Regions from separate parts of the Mus musculus genome. Here region 2 is linked to region 1. Evidence: chromatin loops called from intact Hi-C (ENCODE). Cell type or tissue: heart. All regions are shown on one strand. Links, peaks and the distances in the headings refer to the core of each region. The heading gives the core; the rest is flanking DNA. Region 1 overlaps Ap5z1 (adaptor-related protein complex 5, zeta 1 subunit). Region 2 has its middle 8.6 kb from the start of Wipi2.

The links. A loop is a pair of places that touch in the nucleus more often than their neighbours do. Peaks named below come from ENCODE experiments on the same cell type or tissue, not always from the same donor. Only the 100,000 strongest peaks of a DNase experiment are listed, where the experiment ranks them.
Region 2: a loop joins it to region 1, with 7 times the contacts of the local background. A loop is called at or near these places in 14 of 42 quality-filtered maps.

Annotation. Positions count from the first base shown.
Region 1 is chr5:142,475,139-142,483,443 of GRCm38, reverse strand. Ap5z1 (adaptor-related protein complex 5, zeta 1 subunit) reads right to left here. Exons shown (of 17, transcript NM_172725.2): 14 at 7,644-7,741; 15 at 6,618-6,750; 16 at 6,333-6,547; 17 at 4,729-6,228. The coding sequence ends at 5,958. Among named protein-coding and RNA genes, the nearest start is that of Ap5z1, 15 kb to the right of the region's middle. In heart, for the core only: CTCF peaks have their summits at 737 (motif pointing left) and 4,494 (motif pointing left); DNase peaks (open chromatin) are centred at 4,353 and 5,962; H3K4me3 peaks cover 374 bases; H3K27ac peaks cover 373 bases.
Region 2 is chr5:142,616,815-142,625,143 of GRCm38, reverse strand. It overlaps the pseudogene Gm31274. Among named protein-coding and RNA genes, the nearest start is that of Wipi2, 8.6 kb to the left of the region's middle. In heart, for the core only: a CTCF peak has its summit at 5,042 (motif pointing right); no DNase peak of the experiment used is centred there.

The sequences.
Region 1 (8,305 bases), core at 306-8,305:
GGTGTGCTGTGATTGTGGCAGTCACATGCCCACACGGAGTATGAACAAATGTGACCATGCTGTGTGCATCTTTAGCAGGGTTAGCAGCTCTGTCCATGTGCTCAGTTGCACAGACTTCATCTTAAAAGAGTTCAGTGTGTGTGTGTGTCTGTGCCTATGTGTGTATCTGTGTTTGTGTGTGCTGCGTCTCTCTCTCTTGTGTCTGTGTGTCTGCCTGTGTATCTCTGTGTGTGTCTCTTTCTGTGTGTATGTGTGTGTGGGGGTGTGTGTAGGTGCACAGGTGCCACATCACGTATTGAGGGAAGGGGACAACCTCAGATGTCAGCCCTCACCTTCCCCTTCCTTCAGACAGTCTCCTTTTCTTGTTGTGTGCTGCCTGCTGTGTGTGCACCAGGCTTGGTGGCCTGAGAGTCTCTGGTACTCTCCTTTCTCCTCCTTCCATCTCACTGTAGGAGCATGAGGCTTACAGACACATGTGCTACTGTTGCTGGCTTTATGTAGGTTCCGGGGATTCGAACTCAGGTCTATATGCATCTATGGCAAGGGCTTTACCTACTAAGCTCTCTCTCTCTAGCCCAAGGTTCTCATATTTTTAACAGGAGAAATTCTTGGTACAAAGGGGTCCCAATCAACTGCAAATAGTCCTCACATGAAAGGGATCTTTGTGGAGGGCACAGTCCTGGATTGGCCCTATTACTTGCTCTCATGCGTCTCCATACTGCCCCCTCCTGGCTGCTACCAGGAACTGCTACAATGTCCCACCTGCTGCTGTGGCTGCATGTGGCTGCACCCAGCTTGGATAAGCAGCCACAACTCAGTGATGCCCAAGATGCTGGATAAAGCATATATTAAAGATCTTACACATTTTTATTGATTTATTTTGAGTGCATGGAATGGGGGTGGTGAGGTATGCATGCATGCCGTGGTGTGCACGTGGAGATACAGAGGACAGCTATGGAAGTTGGTTCTCTCCACCATGTAGGTCCTGGGACTTCAACTCAAGTCTATGGGTACTGTCCATATTCGGGAGCCCACTGAGGCTGCAGGAGGGACCAGATCTACAACTATGTTACATGTGACTTCCATGTGGGTGCTGGCACCCATACCCAGGTCCTTTGCAAGAGCGGTGATCACTCTTAGCCACTGAACCATCTCTCCACTCCCCTGCCCCTAAATTTGCTTTTAAACTGATATTTAAAATTCATGGTTGCCGGCGTGGTGGCGTACGCCTTTAATCCCAGCACTCGGGAGGCAGAGGCAGGGGGATTTCTGAGTTCGAGGCCAGCCTGGTCTACAAAGTGAGTTCCAGGACAGCCAGAGCTACAGAGAAACCCTGTCTCGAAAAACCAACACCCCACCCCCAATTGATGGCTTCATCCAGAAGAAACGCTTACAGCTCAGAACAGAGCTGAGGGGCTGCAGCTGGTGCAGGGTCTCATTCCTGGGTTCACAAGCTCCATGCTGGGGAGCAGAGGAGGGGACCCCACATTCCTGCAGACACTACTGGAAGAATGCCAGCAGGAAGCCTTCTTGCAATAAGCCAGCATGACCTTGTTCAGACAACAGAGAGAGGACATACAGTAAGGGATACCTGCTGACACAGGCAATTCAATTCTTCAAGCAACTCAGAAGAGTGTTTAGGGTTAAACAGTGGAGCAGGCTGCATAGACTGGGGGCGCACAGAGAGATGGGGTGTGGCCACCATAACAGTTCTGATCCTGGATAGTAGGCTTGTACTGGCTGGTTTTGTGTCAGCTTGACACAAGCTGGAGTAATCACTGAGAAAGGAGCCTCAACTGAGAAAATGCCTCCATGAGATCCAGCTGTAAGGCATTTTCTCAATTAGTGATCAAGGGTGGGAGGGCCCATAATGGGTGGTGCCATCCCTGAGCTGGTAGTCCTCAGTTGTATCAGAAAGCAAGCTGAGCAAGGCAGAGCAAGCAAGCCAGTAAGAAACATTCCTCCTGGGGCTGGAGAGATGGCTCAGTGGTTACAAGCACTGGCTACTCTTCCGAAGGTCCTGAGTTCAAATCCCAGTATCCACATGGTGGCTCACAACTATCTGTAATGAGATCAGATGCCCTCTTCTGGTGTGTCTGAAGACAGTGACAGTGGACTACATATAATAAATAAATCTTGAAAGAAAAAGGAAGGAAGGAAGGAAGGAAGGAACATCCCTCCATGACCTCTGCATCAGCTCCTGCTTCCTGATCTGCTTGAGTTCCAGTCCTGACTTCCTTGGGTGATGAACAGCAATGTGGAAGTGTAAGCTGAATAAACCCTTTCCTCGCCAACTTGGTCATGATGCTTTGTGCAGGGCTTCTTGGTTCTTATTATTTAGCCATTCATAAAAAGAGCACAATACAGGCGCTCGGTCAGTGACGCATGCCAAGCATGAGGGGACAGTCTCATCATCCGTTTAAAGGCCCAGTGCTGACTGCCTGTGACCCAGTGCTGGTGTGTGTGTGTGTATGCTGCTTCTGCTGTGTGTGTATTGCTGGTGTGTATGTGTATTGCTGGTGTATGTGTGTATGCTGCTGCTGTGTGTATTGCTGATGTGTATGTTTGACAGGAAGATGCCTGAATCTATGCTAGCTGCATCTGAAAAAAAAAAAGTGGTTTCAATTGCCCAGTATGCAGAGTGTGACAGATCTTGGAGTCTCCATCAAATTCCTCCCCTCAGGGCTCCGGAAACTGCTGAAGAGGAGGCAGAAAGAGTGTAAAAGCCAGGGGGGATGAATGACACCTAAGACTGTCCTCCAGACACAACAGGACTGACACACACATTTGCTCACAGGCCGTGGCAGCTTTCGTGGGCTTTGCACAGATCCAAGCCCACAGGTCCCAGTGCCGAGATGAGGAAGTAGATTCCAGCTCCTATCCCCAACCAAAGAAAAAAATCTGTTTCTCCAAGGGAGCCTCATTGGGTAAACAAACCCCACTTACAGGTAGGCCCCACACTCAGCAGCAGATGGCTAACAGACATCTCAAAACAGGGATGTTTTGAGATCTCATACTGCTTTGTTTGGGTCCCCTGCCCCCTTACTAGTCTTGTGTGTGTGTGTGTTTCTCATTTGTATGTTTCTCCTACTTTCTGAAAAGTATCCCCCCCCCATTTTATTCATTTTTTTAAATCCTTGTTCGTCTTTTCTATTTGCTTGCTTGTTTTCTTAAGAAAGATATGAAATTGGAAGGGCAGGGGGATGGGAGGATCTGGGAGGAGATGAGGGAGGGGAAACTCATCAGAATAAACTGTATGAAAGTAACTATTTTCATTCAAAACTAAAATTATTTTAAAAATATAAGATTGATGGGATGGATCACTGGGTAAGAGGACTTGCTGCAGAGCCCGACAACGTGAGAGCAACCCCTAGGGCAGAACAGACTCGAAATCTGTCCTTAGCTCCACGCATGCTCTGCCTTCCCAAGGAGAACATAAGGAAAAAAATCCAATTAGGTGGAGAGCAACTGAGGAAACCAACCACTCCGCACCAACCCCCAGCCTCTCCATTGCAGGCACACACACACACACACACACACACACATTCATACCACATATTAAAACCTTGGCATGTGTGCAAACGGGTTGTCAAGCATTCATATGAAAGGTGATTATAACAGCCGAGGAGGTGTAAAAGCTTCACCAACGTCACGGGGGCCTAGGAGCCTGGAGCCCAAGCCTCTAGCCAGACGAAGGTAGGAAGAGTGGCTGAATACCGTATGTGACCCTCTGAGGGGCCAGGGCAGCCCCTGCCATCTGAGTGGGCACTTGGCTTTGTCTGGTGCTCAACAAGAAGAGGGCAGTGTGTCTTCAAACACCTCTGCCCTTGTTCAAGCTGGCATGGCTTCATCAACTTTCTGTGCAGTGCTGGTGGAGCCATGTACCCTGTGACTGAAGGATGCCAAGGTTCTGGGCTGCAGAGATGGCTCAGTGGTTAGGATCACTAGGAGTTCTTCCTGAGGACCTGGGTTCAATTCCCAGCACATGGGGGCTCACAAGCTTGCGACTCCAGTTCCAGTGGGTCTGAGGCTCTCTGACCTCTGCATGCAAAACATGCGCATGGCGCGCTGACATGCATGCAGGCAAAAACACTCACTGAATAAAGCAAAAGGCTAATTTTTTTTTTAAGTCACTAATGACACTGTCCTTCCTGCCCTCACAGGAACAGATAGCACTCCCTGAACACATCTGTCCAGGCCCAGCTCGGGGAGGGAGTTTGGCCCGGGCCCAACAGGCCTAGTGGTAACAAGTAAAGCTCTCCCTGAACGTGAATCCGGACACGAGGCCCACGTGGGCTTTAGTAACCCCGTGGCCTCGATAGGTGCACCCCACTTAGCCGCACACCTCAGCCGGAGCCTAAATTCAACTTTTCCTGAGGGAACTCCAGCCCCAATACAGAGCCCAGAAACAAAGTGAAGGATGGAGTTGTGGGTGGGGCCAAAGGCGTGCGCATCAATAAACTGGTGCGGTGGCGCCATCTGGTGGCCATGTGCTGTCAGTGCCTGAGTAGTTCTGAAGAACTATCTGTCCAGGGCTCAGGAAAATTGCAAAAATTCTCAGCAGGCAGGAGCCTGCACCCTTGAGCACCATGAAACCTGGAAGCCTCTGTGCAGAACCACTGGAGCACATAAAAGTCCTCCAAGTCTAGCCTTCCATATCCTTAAGTTAGGAAGCAGCATAATTAGGCAAACACCACCTGCATGTGGACCCAGAAGACACCGCGCCCTCATGAATACACCTTGAGTTTTATTTAGCTTTTAAAATGTCTTATGTGACCAAGGCATGGCGTGCGTTCTGAGAGTTGGTTCTTGCTTTCCAGCTCGTTCTTCCACTGCTGTAGCAAGCCTTTGAGCTTTGAACTGCTGTCTTCACAGCTACATACACACCATGGTACGCAGCCTTACACATGAGATCCAGGGGTCAACCCTGGGTCATCAGGGGCATCTAGCAAGGCCTTTTATGTGCTGAGTCATCTTCTAGGCCCAATTTCTTTTGTAGCCCAGGCTGCATTTCAAGTTGTTACCTAGCCAAGGCTGACCTTGAACTTCTGACCTTTCTCGAACTTCACTCCACCTGCTGAGTGCTGGGATTGCAGTGTGCACCCCATGCCTGGGGTTACACTCAGGATTAAACTCAGGGCTTTGTGAGTTTCAGCTCCAGAGCATGTCATTTCTGTCACATCAAGGACACAGGAGCCAATCAGGGGACCCAGGTATTTCCCTCAACAGAGGGCAGGGTGGGAAGGCAGCAGCCCAGGCTCCCTGGCTCTCCAAGTCCAAGGAAGGCAGAGAGAGGGGCCTGGGCTGTACACAGCACTGGAAGATTTACTTGGTGGCAGGCACAATGGCTCAGTAGGTAAAGGCGCTTGTCACTGAGCCAGGCAACCAGCCAAGACCCACATGGCTGAGGAGAGAACCGAGTAGCAAAAGCTGTCTCCTGATCTCGTGTGCACTGTGGTGTGTGCAAGCACATACATGTAATATTAAAGAATTCTCTTTTGGTTTTTTGAGACAGGGTTTCTCTGTGTAGTCCTGGCTGTCCTGGAACTCACTCTGTAGACCAGGCTGGCCTTGAACTCAGAAATCCACCTGCCTCTACCTCCTGAGTGCTGAGATGAAAGGCATGTGCCACCACTGCTCAGCATAAATAATTCTTTAGTTTATTTTTCCTGCACTGCTCCCTGCCCCCAAATCCAGAAATGAGTAACAGCAGCAAGCAGACCAGGCCATTTCTGCTCGGCCTAGGAAGTAACACTCAGTCACCTACCGGCTGCTCAAGGCTGACTGGCCAGCCACAGAGACAAGGTGAGATGACTCATCCCCAGGGGCTGGTGATCCCATCCTGACAGTCATGTCCACCATGCCTCACGAGTCACCCACGCCTGCAGCTCAGCTCCAATACTGCTGACTGCCCAGGCTCTCACGCTGTAGCTACTGTTCAGGTGGTGACTGTCCCTTCAACCTGGCAGGAGGCCAGCCTCCTTCTCCACCAGCCGGCTGACCGTGCGCAGAGCCAGAGGCAGGGCCACGTTGGTGTCCCGGTGGTAGCGGGGCTGGCACACGCCTGCAGGAGGTGTGAACACAAACTGGGCCACACTGGGCATCTTTAGTAAGGTTAGCAGCTCTGAGGCCCGGGTCCGGATGGATTCCGCACCCTCTTCACTGTGCACAGAGCTGGTGGCTGGGTTCTGGGCCAGGGTTCGCATTTTTGACAGGAACAGTGACACCCTGGGAAAGAGAGGGTCTCAGGTCCTTAGCTGCCAAGAATCAATTCCCCAAGGCACCTAAATGGTTGCCCTCTATGGGTTTCTCTGTGCTTCCTAGCTGGGTACCTTGGGATCAGGTCTTGGCTCCGGGAGGCTAGTTTGGTCAGTGTGGTCATGAGTGCAGTGACCACCTCTGGAGGACAGCAGGGCAAGTCGGCTAAGGGGCGGGACTGGGTGACTTCAAACAGCAGGGCTTCCAGGGCTTCAAAGAACTTGTTGATCTGTTCCGCTGTGCACCTCTTGTCCCAAGTCACCGACAGGTACTCACCAATGGCCCACACCTAGGCCCAGAGCAGGGGTCAGCACGCATGGGGCTTGCTATTTGACGGGGGAAGGTGGCTGTGCACTTACCACACAAGTGAACACGCTGGCTCGGCTGTGGATGCTGCTCACGCTCCCCACGAACTCCAGGAGCTCTCGTGAAAGCTCCACCACCAGCGATGGCTTCAGCTTACACAGCACCAGGAGCTGGGAGCTCAGCACCCTGTGAGGAGAGCGGGAACGCTGGGCTGTGTACTCAGGGCAGGCCCAACCCCAGTCCACCCAATGGGAGCAGGGGAGCCAGAGCAGATGGCTGAGGTCAGAAAGGGAAAACTTGCCACCCATTAAGGAGCCTTTGACTCCAATGGGGACATGAATGCCTGAAATCCAGGCTAGTTGAGAGAATGAGGTAGGAGGAAGGCTGTGAGTTCTAGGATAGCCTGGGGTGGAGTGAGACCTACCACAAAACTGAGGAGTAGATGGCCTGCCAGGAAGGGGCTGGGGTGTGGCTCAGTGGTAGAGCCCCTGCCTAACATCCAGGTGGCCCTAGGTTTAATCCCCAGGATGGGTGTGTTTGTGTGTGAATAAACCCTCTAAAGCAGTGGCTCTCAACCTGTGGGTCACATATAAGATACCCTGCATATCAGATATTTATGCTATGATTCATAACAGCAGCAACATACAGCCATGAAGTAGCGGTGAAACAATGTTATGTATTACAGGGTCATAGCATTGGGAAGGCTGAGAACCACCTCAGTGGACAGGACCACGTGCAAGAGAGACATGAGCCAGCCCGAGAGGACACAAAGTATCGAGGAGGAGGAGGAAGAGGAGGCCACTAGGATGTGCTGATGGGAGGAGGAAGTGCAGGCTGCAGGGGAAGTGCAGGATGGAGGAGGAAATGCAGGCTGAAGAGGAACTGGCAGGATGGAGGAGGAGATGCAGGCTGCAGGGAGAACTGGCAGGATGGAGGAGGAGAGATGCAGGCTGCAGGCGGAACTGGCAGGATGGAGGGCCAGTGCTCAGGCCCCTAGCATGTGGGCAGGACAGGGGAGGCACAGGAAGTGGTCTGTGTGTGTCATGGGCACTGCGACCTTGCCAGGGCCGGGAGCCTACCCGTGCACACGGGCCTCATACTGAGGGACCGGGTAGAGGGAGTCACTTCTCTCCAGGAGCAGCAGTGCCAGCTGGTTGATTAGGGCCCCATCGGCAGTCTGGGATCAAGAACAGAAACAGGCTGTCTTGAGCAGTGGGCGCCTTTGCCTTCCGCCCTCTGGGAGGAGCGAAGCCTTGGGGGTGAAGCTCCCCATCCCTGGCCTGCCTCCCCCAGCACCCTGGGCTGGGAGGACTCAGAGGCCCCAGCCTCCCTGGCCCATGCAGCTGCCCGTGAGAAGCCCCACTGTTGCAGGCTGTCGGGGCGCATACCCCAGCACTGCGAGCCAGAGAGAGGCGGACAGGTCTGAGAGTTGAGGCCAGTCTGGTCCACGTGGTAAGCTTCAGACTAGCAGGGTTATACAGAGAGGTGGTGTCTCAAAACCAACCAAACATAAATAAATAAATAAATAAGCAAGCCAGCCAGCCTGTTCCCTGAGGCCAAGGCTCCGTCTTGTCTGGGCGAGTGACCCCAAACTGCCCATTCTGTTGCTAGACGACCTCGAGGGGTTCTGTGGATTCTAGTCATCTGACCTGTGGACACGCAGCCAGGAGGGAACCATTGGGCTATGGTGGGGTACTGGGACACACTCTGTGCTGCCAGCCTCAAGTGTCATGTGCCCACC
Region 2 (8,329 bases), core at 139-8,138, 140 kb before region 1:
GTTAAGCAATTGCTCCCCCGAGCCCTGTTTATTGTTGCTTTCTTTGTTCTTTGAGACAGGGTTTCTCTGGGTAGCCCTGGCTGTCCTGGAACTAGCTCTGTAAGACCAGGCTGGCCTTGAACTCATAGAGGTCTGCCTGCCTCTGCAGTGATCAAAGGCATATGCCACCACCACCTGGTTTAAGGTCTCACCATTTTTAAACCTGGCTGTCATCTGGGTGTGGTGCTCCACCTCTAATCCAAGTAGTCATAGGTCTGAGGCAGGAGGATGCACAACTTTGAGCTCAGCCTGGCCTACATGAGATCCTATCTCAACACACCAGTGGAAGACCCTGGTTTGAAACAAACCAACAAGCAAGTTTAGAGAGGTGAACAGGAGAGATTCAAGGCTAGCCTGAGGCACCTCAGAACCTGTTTCACAGCAAAACAGTAACAAAATTCTGGCTTCTTAGCACATTTTTTTGATTGATTGATTGATTGATTGATTGATTTAATGTATGTGAGTACACTGTCACTGTCCTTCAGACACTCCAGAAGACAGCATGAGATCCCCATTACAGATGGTTGTGGGCCACCATGGGGGTTGCTGGGAATTGAACTCAGGACCTCTGGAAGAGCAGTCAGTGCTCTTAACCACTGAGCCATCTCTCCAGCCCAGGGCTCTCAGATTTAGTCAAAGGTATTTGGGTGTTTGTTTGTTTGTTTGTTTGTTGTTGTTTGTTTTGTGTTTTTGGCTTTTTTGAGACAGGGTTTCTCTGTGTAGCCCTGGCTGACCTGGAACTTGCTCTGTGGACTAGGCTGGCCCTCAAACTCTGCCTGCTTCTGTCTTCTGAGTGCTGAGATTAAAGGTGTGTACCACCACCCCGGCATAGTCAAAGCCTTTAACAAGGATCTGTTTCGATGATCTAGTGCCCTGGGTCTGGGCAAGCATGGGAGCATGGCCAGGTACACCCATGGCTTATCTGCTCCTGCGTGGGTATGGCCAATTGTGAGTGCATAGCTCTCCAGTCCTCTGCATGCTCACTGACCGAGAAGAACTTCCCTTGGCTTACTGCTCTCCAGTGAAGTTAACTTCTGGTCTAAGATAAAGTCAATCCCTCTGGGCCAAGCCAGGGAGCACTTATCATTAAGGTTGGCCTCTTCCCCGGCAAAGCCTAGGGACATTGCATCCTGGCAGGGAATGGGGACTCACTTTTCTTGCTTGCTCTACAAATGAGCCCTGCGTGTGAGTGGAGGCTACTGCTCTTTTTGAATATGTTTTGTTTTCTATGTAACTATGTATATATCTATCAATTTATTTATCTATCTATTTATTTGTCTGCTATCTATCTATCATCTATCTATCATCTATTATCTATCTCTATCCACCTACATATCTACCTATATCAATCAATCAATCTATATCTATCATTTATCTTTCTGCCATCTATCAATCATCTGCCTATCATGTATCTTTCTATCTACCTACCTTCCTTCCTTCCTTCCCTCCTTCCCTCCCTCCCTCTCTCCCTTCCTCCCTTCCTTCCCTCCCTCCCTCCCTCCCTCCCTCCCTCCCTCCCTCTATGATGTCTGTGGAGGTCAGAGAATGTCCTTTAGGAGTCAGTTCTCTACTTCCATTGTTGGTTCTCAGATCACCAGGTTTGTAGGGCAAGCACTTTTATCCACAGTTATTCTCTGGCCTGCCCTTTCTTTCCTTTCTCTTCTTGAGTCAGGGTCTCATGCAGCCCAGGCTGGGTTTCTAAACATCCTCTGTAGGTGATGATGACCATGAATTTTTTTTTTTGAAAAATACTATTTTATGTGTATGAGTGTTTTCTCTGCATGTATATCCACCACGTGTGCAGTCCCGTCGGAAGACAGAAGAGGGCATCAGCTCCCCGGAGGCTGGAGTGACGAACTGTGTGAGTGGTGGCCATGTGGTATGGGGACTGAAACTCCAGTTATCTGTAAGAGCAGCAAATGCTCTTCATCCCTGAGCCAACGCTCAAGCTCTGTGACCTCAAACTCCTGATTCTCCTACCTGTGTCTCTAAAGTGCTGGGGTTGCAGGTGTACGCCATGTACTCCGAGCTGAACCTTGAACTTGCTTTACCCTACAGACTGGCCTTGAAGTCAGCATCCTCCTGACTCAGTCTCTGGAATCCTGGAATTAAAAATGTTTGCCTTAAGAAAAATATAAACAAACAAACAAACAAACAAACAAATAAATCGACCACTCTGGAGTGTGAGGAGGGAAGTGGCATGTCAGTCTTCGGTGAGAGGCTCTGAGCTCGAAGTCGCCCGGGGCCAAGGGACTTGCGATGGGCCGTGAGGATGGCGCCCTCCACCACAATCACTAGGCCGGTAAAGAGCAAGGCACCTTCCTTAAGCAGAAGAAGCCGCACCTAGGTCTGGGGAGGTGCTGCGACCTCCTGATCCATTTGAATTGCCTACTTTTTGTTCAGCGATTGGCAGAAGAGTCCAGGACAAATGCTTGTGAAAGTAAATCTCGTATTTACCACGTACTGGCTGCAGCAAAGGTAATTCTGAAGAAGAGCAAAGGTTAGGTGTCAACATGTGCTTAAGCATAATATGATGTGTTAATTTAAGTCGTAACATCATAAAAACACTTTGTATGTATCAATTTATATTGTGTTTTATTAAAACATTGAGGAATTATGCTTTATTCATTAAAAAAAAGAAAGAAAGAAAATGTTTGCCACTACATCTTGCTTGGCCTTGACCTTCTGATCTTCCTCCCTCCACCTCTGGGAGAACAGATGTGTGGCTGCCTGCCTGGTTTATTGGGCTCTGGGGAGGGAACTCAGGGCCTCCTGCATACTGGGCAAACACTCTACAAGGAACCTTTCCTGCCACTTTATAATGAACACATTCTTTTTGCCTATTGCCTGCTATTCCACTACACAGACATGCCCCTATGGTTAAAACAGCATTGGGGGTGGGGTCAGGAGAAGATAAGCTTCTATAATGTTCAGTTCAGGCAACATCACGCCTCTTCTCTACTGATTCCTAAGGAGGGGGTGAGTCTTGTGGCTTTAAATGCCATCTCAGAGCAACATTAGCTTTCAGCGAAGATTCCAGGGGTGAGGGTGGGGGTGGGGGCACTGCAGATGTGGCTCTGGCTCTGGGACTAAGAACACAGCTGCTCTCACATAGGACCTGAGTTCCATTCCCAGCACCCAGGTCACACAGCTCACAGCCATCTATAACTTAAGCTCCAGGTGATCACCTCCTTGCACTCATGTGCACATAACCACTGATGCAGACACACACAGAGACACACACACACACACACACACACACACACACACACACACACACAAGTGAAGGTACTGAGGGGCTGCCACATGATTTTGGCTCCCACCTTCTTTCCTTCTGACCATTTGACTCCCTTGAGCTGCAGATGTTCCAGCCAATTGATCACTTGACCAGAGTTCCACCTGGAGCTCTCCCAAATTCAAAAACCCCAAGCCAACCTCCTGATGTGGCTTACCCTGTATGGGAGCTTGCCACCGGAGCCTGGAGGCCTAAGTTTGATCCTTTGAACCTGTGTAAAGGTGGCAGGAGGGAACTGATGCCTCAAAATTGTCCTTTGACCTTCAGAGGTGTGCTGTGGCACATGTTACCCTGCCCCACACACACACACACACACACACACACATGAGTGCACAAGAGTCGGGTCAGCAAGAAGTCTTGCTTAGAAGCCTCCCCTGGTTCATTTCCCAGTATTCACATGGTAGAGGAAGGGAACAAACAACAGCAAATTGCCTTCTGACATCCACATGATTGAGGCTAGCCTGGTCTACAGAGTGAATTCCAGGAGAGCCAGGGTTACATAGAGAAACCCTGTCTCAAAAAAACAAAACAAAACAAAGCAAAACAAAGCAAAAATCAAACCAAACCAAACCAAACACACACACACACACACAAAACAAAACCCAAAGTAGGCATTTGGATTCCTCCACACCTCCCCAGGCCTTTGCCATCCTTTGATGTACCTCCTTCTCCTCCACTTCCTTCCCTCCCTTTCCCTTCCGCTATGTCGCTCAGGCTGGCTTCGAACTCCTGACACATGCATGTGGAAATGCAATGAGCACAGGTAAGTAGTCCTTTTCCCAACGCTGGCTCTTGTGGTTTCCAGTGTGACAGGCCTACCCACAGGCAGGCGGAGGAACAGGAAAGCTTTGGGGAGAAGGCGAGGACTCAGGTGAGCATTGACTGGGGGCTGCCAGCACAGGGAAGCTGGAAGTGTCTTACTAGGCTCAGGGCATCTTAAAGTGGGCATCGTGATGCCCACCTGCAACCCCAGTCCTCAGGAAGTCAAGGCAGATGGAACATCACAAGTTTGAGGCGTGATTTCTTAGGCTACATAGACTCCTTCCTCCACTGAAAAAAGTGTGTGTGTGTGTGGTGGTGGTGGGGCTGATGATTTAATTCAGTGGTAAAGTGCTAGTCTAGCTGTGTGAAGCCCTGGGTTTGATTTGTAGCGTTTAAATTCATTTTTAAAATGGAAACAGATCCCAGGTGGCAGTGTGCTAGCCTAGCATGCACAAAGCCCTGGGTTCAATCCCCATGTGAACTGGGGTTGACAGTGCAGGCCTATAATCCTAGCACTTGGGAGGGGGAAGACAAGGAAGTCATTAACAGGGAGCTCCAGTTGGAGGGGGGGCTGAGACCATCTTAATAAAGGAACAATATAATTGTTGTATGACATGATAATTAAAATGAATTAATATTATGTATTTTGATGGATACTTCCTAACAGTGACAGTCCTGTAGATGCTCTAAATCAACGTCTCTCAACCTTCCTAATGCTGCGACCCTTTATTACATCTCCTCATATTGTGGTGACCCCCAACCACAAAATTATTTTCGTGATTACTTCATAACTGTGATTTTTGCTACTATTATGAATCGTATTGTAAATATCTGGTATGTGATTCCTGTGTAAGGGTTGTGGCCCACAGGTTGAGAACTGCAGCTCTAAATAAACCCTACACCTCCTTCTCTATCTGTAATCACCTTGATGGGACTTTACTGCCAGCCACCAGAGGGCACCATGGGCCAGGATATTGCTGAACTGTGGCTTCTCTTCTAGGGTAGGGTAGGGGTTTGTCCTAGACTGGGTGGGGCTCAAGCCCCCCACTCAGCACTCGCGCTCGCGCACACACACACACACACACACACACACACACACACTCACACACATACACACTCAGGAGCTCTAAGGAAGGGTAGATATCAGATCTCATGGTCAGTTCCCAGAATTTTAAGAACAGAACATTTTTAAAAAGATTTATTTATTTTATTTGCCTGAATGTGTGTATGTGTGCACCACATATGTGGCTGGTGCTCTTTGAGGTCAGAAGAGAGTGTTGGATCCCTTGGAACAGGAGTTATGGGTGTTTGTGAGCCAACATGTGGGTGCTGGGAAACCAACTCAGCAGTGGAAGAGCAGCCGGTGGGTGCCCTTGAGAGCGGAGCCATGGTGATGCAGGCAGGCCCAGAACCACAGCTAAGGCAGAAGGCAGAGGCAGGAGAGTTCCAAGTTCCAGACCTGCTGGGGCTGCAAAGTCAGTGCAAGGTCAGTGTGAGCAACGTAGTGAGACCCTGACTCAAAATCAAATAGACGCCCCTCCCCCTTCAAAATAAGAGAAGCAAGAGGAGGGGAGGGGAGGGGAGGAGAGGGAAAGCAGAGAAAGGAGGGGGAAGGAGGGGAAGGGAGGGGAGGGGGAATTACAGGTATGCCTGGCACGGTGGCTCAAGGCTATAATCCCAGCACTTGGGCAGCTGAGGCAGGAGAATTTCCAATTCAAGGCTAGCCTGGGCCACATAGCAACATTTTATTTTAGAAAAAGAAAGATGGGGGTGGTGGTGGCTGGAGAGATGGCTCATTGATTGAGAGCACTGGCTACTTTCCCAAAGGACCCAGGTTCAATTCCCAGAACCCACATGGCAGTTCACAACTGTCTGTGGTTCCAGTTTCGGGAAATCTAACACCCTCAGACAGACATACTTACAGGGAAAAGACCAGTGCACATAAAATAAAAAAATAAATAAGTCATCTTTTAAAAAAGAGAGAAGCCTGCAGCTTGGTTAGTAGAGTGCTTGTCTAGCATCCATGAAGCCAGGCAAAACTGAGTGATGATGATATATACCTGTCATTCCAATACTTTAGAGGTGGAAACCTTAGCTTTAAGAGTTCAAGATCATTCTCGGCTACATAGGGAGTTAGAGGCCAGCCTGGGCAGCAGGAGACCCTGTCTCAAAAGACAATATCAGATCAGGACTGGCTGAGAGGAAGGCAGCTGCCATCAAGCTTGGTGACAAGTTGTGCCTCCAGGACCCACACTGTGGGAGAAGATAACAGATGCCTACAAGTTGTCTTCCAACCCCCAACGCCTTCACGAATAACCAAACATAATACAAATTAAAACAAAACGAAACAAATCCCTGTTTCCTGGCAGCATCCAGATCCTAGGCGCTGCTAAAAACTAGCCCACCCCAGTGCGAATCCAGAGACTGTGTCTTCTCATCCCATCCTAGGGCCCTCAGACTCCAAGAACTCATAGTCTGATTCATAGTAGAGGCCTGTGTTGCTGGCCTTTGTTGGTGAGGAGGATGGAGTAGAGCGTGGAGGCTCAGTGCTGGTCAGAAGGAAGTATAGAAGGGGATGGTGGCTTCAAACCTTGAGGCTTTGTAGAGTTTAGTGCTGGGCCTTGAAGAAGAAACAGAAGTCTTCCAGAAGGGGATGAGGCAGCAGGGGAGGTGAGAGGGAAGTGATTTATTTGGTGTTATCTGGACTGTACCAACTATGCAGGAGGATGAGTTAATGGGGATGTATAGAGGGACCAGCTCTAGGCTCTGGCTTTGCTGGAACCCTGAAACAACACAGGGTAGCATGAAAAGGCGCCAATGGAACAGCATTTAGCCCTCCACTGTCTTAGACACTAAGCATGGGTCTTGACTTTGATTTACCAATTTCTTCCAATTTGAAGCATTCTCTCCCAGGAAAAAAGGGAGACGTTTTAAGATTCAGAAAGCAAACAACTTACAAATCTCAGGAAGTTCCTGAAATTACAAGGATTCACAAAACCCCTGTCCAAGGTTATAGAAGTAGTTATGATGGACTGGGGAGAGGAAGCTAACCTGCTTGTATTTTGTCCTGAGAGCTTCATGGATGCAGATTTTATGAGTCCTTGCCCATGGTGGATTAGGGTAGGCTTCTCAGGGGTTCGCATAGCTTTGAGAGGCTCTGTTCCTCCAAGTAGCTCCCCACCCACACTCCTGCTAGTAACCCCCATGAAACTCACTGGTTCATCAAGTTGGACTTTGATAGAGTTATTGCTTTAGTCTGTCACTGATTTCCTATGTGGGGGCAAATAGGTGTTTATTCTTGTCGCCCCATAAAAAGTTGACACAATAGGACTCTGCCTAAGGAAACTTCTGGAGGGATCTCCTTTCATTCTCCTGTCTCCAGCACTTTCTCATCAGACCTGACATTTTGAAGAACCCCAAATAAATAAATAGTCAACTATGCCCCCTGAGAGAAGAAGCCTTAGAGCTCACTGGGAGCAACCCTTCCCACCTCCAGGACAGTATGACATAGTGAACCCAAATAAACCAGGGCATACTGTATTCTAGAGTGTCATGAAATGGAAGGACTAACTGCTACCTACTCTTTGGATGGGTCACAAGGACATCACATTGTAGAGACGTGATCCCAAGCCAGGGTGACAGCACCTTTTAATCATGCCAGGACTTGGGAGGTTGAGTCTAGAGGATCACCGAAACATCAAGGCCAGCCTGAGCTATATAGTGAATTCAAGGCCATCATGGCCTGCATAGTGAGATCCTGTTCCCAGAAAAAAACAAGGGGCCAGCAAGAAGGATCAGCGGGTAAAGGGGCTTGCCACCAAACCCAACAGCAATGTGAGTTTGATCTCTGCAACCCACGTGGTGGGGTGAGAGAACTGACTCCTGAACCTTGTCCTCTGGTCTCTATACTCCTTCCATCACTCGTACATGCTAGTGTATTACACACACACACACACACACACACACACACACACACACACAGAATAAATACATAGAAAACCAGATAGAACCCCTCCAGTACAGGCATGATTCCACTCCTATGGAGTCCTATAAGACATAAAACTAGAGTTGGATGTGGTACCTGGTGCCTGTAACCCAACCCTTAAGAGGCCGAGACAGGAGGATCACTGATGTTAGTTTGAGGGAAACTTGAGGGGCTGTGTAGAAAGTTCCAGGTAGCCTTCACTCTGCAAGACACTTTCAAACAGGGCAGATTACACTTCCAGCATGGCT